Linked DNA regions of Homo sapiens: region 1 is linked to region 2. The links are chromatin loops, found by intact Hi-C in ENCODE. Cell type or tissue: HCT116. All regions are shown on one strand.

What was found. Peaks named below come from ENCODE experiments on the same cell type or tissue, not always from the same donor. Only the 100,000 strongest peaks of a DNase experiment are listed, where the experiment ranks them.
Region 1: a loop joins it to region 2, with 2.7 times the contacts of the local background. A loop is called at or near these places in 4 of 110 quality-filtered maps.

Annotation. Positions count from the first base shown.
Region 1 is chr15:73,559,461-73,561,960 of GRCh38, reverse strand. REC114 (REC114 meiotic recombination protein) reads right to left here. Exons shown (of 6, transcript NM_001042367.2): 6 at 1,948-2,209. The coding sequence ends at 2,045. It overlaps NPTN (neuroplastin), which reads left to right. Exons shown (of 9, transcript NM_012428.4): 8 at 1-65; 9 at 913-1,947. The coding sequence ends at 51. Among named protein-coding and RNA genes, the nearest start is that of NPTN-IT1, 8.8 kb to the left of the region's middle. In HCT116, a CTCF peak has its summit at 1,253 (motif pointing left); a DNase peak (open chromatin) is centred at 1,250.
Region 2 is chr15:73,780,351-73,782,850 of GRCh38, reverse strand. No RefSeq gene overlaps it. Among named protein-coding and RNA genes, the nearest start is that of INSYN1-AS1, 14 kb to the right of the region's middle. In HCT116, a CTCF peak has its summit at 1,372 (motif pointing right); a DNase peak (open chromatin) is centred at 1,382.

The DNA of each region.
Region 1 (2,500 bases), 220 kb after region 2:
TCTACCAACAATCACAAAGATAAAAACTTGCGCCAGAGAAACACAAATTAAGTACTGCTTACAATGTAAGTATGGCCTTCTGTAGCAGTCTTAAAAATTATATTCAAATGAATGTGCCTCTATTGACCTTGTTACAAATTCTTCAGTAATTGGTGTTATAAGATATTTTAGTTCATTTCAGAGCAGCTGATACTGATGAAGCCAGTTCTGTCTGCCCAGTTTAGGGACTGGAAAGGAACATTTTTCAGCTGCGTTGTTTTTTGTTGTTGTTTGGATTTTTTAAGATGGAGTCTCACTCTATTGCCCAAGCTGGAGTGCAGTGGTGTGATCTCGGCTCACTGCAACCTCCGCCTCCCGGGTTCAAGCAATTCTCCTGCCCCAGCCTCCTAAGTAGCTGGGATTACAGCTGCCCACCACCATGCCCAGCTAAATTTTGTATTTTTAGTAGAGACGGGGTTTCATCATGTTGGCCAGGGTGGTCTTGAACTCCTGACCTCAAGTGATCCGCCTGCCTCAGCCTCCCAGAAGTGCTGGGATTACAGGCATGAGCCAGTGTGCCCCGCCATCAGGTGCATTGTGTCACATGTTTATATAAATGCCATTTCAGAAGACATATTTTAAAATCAACACTTTTCACTACTATTATATCTTTACAAAGAGGTGAAAATTGTCACCTTCTTAGGTGGCTTATTCCCAGAGGCCTACTAGTCTTACCTCACGTCTGGGGGCAAGACAAGAATGGCCAGGTAGCAGCAGGGCCAGAATGTCATCTTGTTAGGCATATGGAGATCAGAATTTCACACCACATCCCTGAGCGTGCTGTTTGAACCAAAGTTTTGTGTGGCACACGGTGTAGTTGTGAGTGACAGTGCATAATCCCTTTATAATTTCCAAATACATATTTCTTTACAGATCTTTAGGTTCCTGAAACTGGTGGCAACATGACCTGCTAAAATTTTCTGCTTGGACCTCTTTGGTTCTCTCCCCTTTCAAGTGAGCAACACCACAATGACTGTCTAAAGCATGCCTTATTTAGCCTCTCCTGTAAGGGTGATCTAGCCAGGTACATTTTAAACAATGCTTCAGTGTAGAAGGTGTAAACTATTTTGGGCTTGATGTGCTGTGAATGTTGCTTTTTTTTTTCCTTTGTTAAAATATTTAAATAGAAGTGAAAAGGTCCTCTGAGGATCAGATCATGCATGCGCCATTTTTTACTTAATGCAGCTGTTAAATTGGCAAAGCTCTAAAATGCACTGCTGCCATCTAGTGATACACTTTTGTAAAGTACAGCAAAACCTACAGATATATACAGTATATAAATATATATATATATATATTTATATTTTTGGGGGTGGGAGAAATCCAAAATAAAGTAAATGCTTGTTTCATTTTTAAGCTGCTGATATTCATTCCTTATTGTATGTTGTCAGATGAGGAAATTGTGCAGTTCTGGTACATAAAGATGAGTAATATAAACTGAAATCTATAATTTTAAGGGCTTAACCTGTGACTTTAATAAGCTGGAACAGTCCACTGAATGGGTATAATGAATTGCAGTATATACGTATGATTGCTTTTTAAGTGATTATCTTTTCTTCTGTTAAGTCATGTAAATTCATAAATCCTTTTGCACTGATGTGTTGAACCTTATTCTTGTACATTCATTCAATCAAGGCAAACTTTTATAATTTTTCTTTTGTTTCCAATGACCTTGAAATGTTATAGCATGGTAATATTCTATGCAACTATAGTTATACTTTTTGGTTTGACACTGTATTTTTTCACATTGATTTACTGGTTGATGATAGATTTTATAACCTAACGGTTCTCATGCGGTGCGTAATTGTAGATGCATGTACTTGTGTGTTTTGTGTAATTATTGAAGTGCAATGATGTATAAAAAAGTGGATTCACCTGTTTTTAAAAATAAAACATTGATAAAAGGTGTTTGGATAATACTCTTTATTCTAATATCTTCTTTAATTTTAGGAGGAAGCATTTTTCAATACTTTGAAGTTCCTTAGTTATATATGTATATAGAGCATTAATTTCTCAAACCCGCCAGCTTTTTCAGTTCCTTTTCTACCTCTTCCACAAATGCTGGGAAATTCTGATCCATAAGGCACAAACGTAGGAAGGGGCCTAACTCTTCTGCACCCCATGCAGATTGTTCATAGACATGGGGCAGCTCCTCCGATGCCAGAAGAGTCTGCAGGGATACCAGAAAAGTCGTTACAGATTACAGGTAAAAGCAATACCTGGCTAATAGAACACAGGCAAATAGTGCTTTAAGGAAAGATTAGCGAAATACACACCAAAAAAATTAGTGTTAATTAGCTTTACAGGCTTCCTTTACATAGTTTTACTGTTACATTTACAATTTTGTATATTAATATGTATTCTGAATACACATAGCATGTGAGATAATCTTGTTGCCCTAAGGAAAGAATTTCAAATGTACTGATGAAATGTTTGCAAAGTTGAGATTCTACTTTAATGA
Region 2 (2,500 bases):
TCCAACTTTCAAGCAGCAACTCCCTCATCCAGAACAGCTGCTCAATTACCTCTTAATCTTCTTGATGGAGTGGAGCCAGCCAACCACTGCAGGTCCACGCCAAGTCCCCAAGCCACATCCACAGATCATACCCTACCCCAGAATTCCCAGATGGCTGGGTGGAGGTGTGGAGAGCTCAGGACAGCTTTTCCCTCATACCCAAAACTGCTTCCCTGTGCCAGTGGGTCAGACCAGTAGCCTGGAAGAGACAAAGTTTTAGCCACAGAGACCTGGTTTGAAATTCTACCAATAATGTTTGGCGCTAGGCCTGGAAGGCCCTTCCCAACCTATCCATCCACTCTGGGCACCCTTATTAGCCATGAACAGCTGCCTCTAGGAGTGGTTTTATTAGATTCATTTAAACCTCTGGTTTGGAGCAGGTTTGGATGGTGGGATTGGAAGACAGAGGATATAGATGGGGCAGGAAAGGAAGCCAAGAAAACCGAGCACTGATAACTAACTAGGTTGGGGCGTTCATCTCAAAAGCCAAAAACGAGGGGCCCTGTCCCAGCTAGAGCTTCGGTTGAAACCATTCCATTGCAGGAGCCTGGTAGGAAGTTCCCCAGGTCCATGACAAAACACACACAGGTGTTTGTGTACACAGATGTGAGCGCACATGTGCACAGACACACACACACAAACACATGACCAAGCAGTAATCTAGGAGAGGCTGTGGACTTACTTTTCCCTTCTGAAGATTTTCTTTTCTTTCTTTCTTTTTTTTTTTTTTTTTTTTTGAGACGGGGTCTCGCTCTGTCACCCAGGCTGAAGTGCAGTGGCATGTTCACAGCTCACTGCAGACTCAACCTCTGGGGCTCAGGCGATTCTCCCAAGTAACTAGGACTACAGGCATGTGCCACTATGCCTAGCTAATTTTTAAATTTTTTGTAGAGATGGGGTCTCATCTCACCATGTTGTTCAAGGCTGGTCTTGAACTCCTGGCCTCAAGCACTCCTCCCACCTTGGCCTCCCAAAGCTTACAGGCATAAGCCACCAATGCCTGGCCTCTGGAGATTTTCTGACATCATGTGATAAGCACGTGTCCACCATATCCTCATCCTGGAGCTGATGAAAGTACTAGTACTGTGCAGGACTGAGTTCTGAGACCTGCAACTGGAGACTGGAGGACTGAGCCGTAACTGCTTCCCTGGGAAGCCTTTTCACTGATTCTTTCAGGACAGTGGCCTAGAGAGGTGGGATGGGGAGGTGTGTTGGAAGGCTATCCTTCTGCAGTGATGTGACTCAGACCAGAGCATAGTGGCAGGGGAGTAGTGGAAGGGAAATACAGGTTTTTATTTTCACCCAAGCACTTTGGTTTTGGGCAGAAGCTGCCACAAGGTGTCAGTAAAGGCTCAGAGAGGTTGGCTGACTGGTCCAAGGTCACACAGGCCTTCTGATGCCCAGACCTGGGCATTTCCTACTAGACCCAGAGTGATCTGCTCTGTCTGAAATTGGTTGGCAGAATCACGGGGCAAGCTCAAGAAGGCCTGAGCGACCTTGCTGGGCGGTAACATAAGGTAACTTCCTGGGCTCAGGCCTCCAAGGGGGAAGGCTATGTCAGATTACATCAGTGAAATGGGAGGAGTAGGGGATGAGCCTGGGCTCTGCAACACTGTGTGAGGCTGACATTGATGGCACAGCAGTGACCTCTCCCCGCCCCCACACCACCCCAATTCTTCCTGAATGATCGTGGCGTAACTACTACTCACACTTATCTGCATACCTTCCTTCAACCCCCAGAGGAAGCCACTTCATCAGTCAGTCAGATAAAGAGGCCAGGTCCTTTCTGCTGGGGTTTTGAGGCTGGTCCTATTTAATCTCCTTTTCTTCAAAGGCAAGGAAAGGCCTTGGCAGGCTTGGGACCCTCTGATGCTCCCACCCAGAGAGGGGCTCTCTGCTTTGGGGTCTGGCTCTCCTTTCTGCCTGGCCTTGTGTTGAAAGCTCACTTCCTCTACTGGGCTCCAGGGCCCAAGTTGCTGGGCACAGTGGGGGCAATGGTTAGCATTTGTTGAATGACTGTTGAAGCGAGACCTTTCTGGAGTGGCCAGCTTCCCCCCTGCCTCTGCTGGCTCTCACAGCTAGGGGGCTGAGGGCTGTGCTTTCTGGGGTGGGTGACCACCTGTAGCAGATGCTCCTGGCTGGTTGGCCCAAGCCTCTCCACACCCCTTTTTCCCCAGCCACCTTCCAGTGACTGGCCTAGAGATGGCCACGGGACCCACTTCTGGTCAATGAGATAGGAGTGAAGTCACCGGGTAGGGCTTCAGGACATTCTTTCTAGAAGGTACAGAACTGGCATTCCCCTCAGCCTTTCCATCTTCTTTCTGCCTGGAAGTTGGATCTAGGTGTGGAGTTGCTGCAGCCATCTTGCAATTATGAGGCAACAAGCATGAAGACAAAGGCTTTCACACTAAGGTTGGTGGAAGGGACAATGAGAGGAGCCTGGAGCCTTGACGGCCTGGTG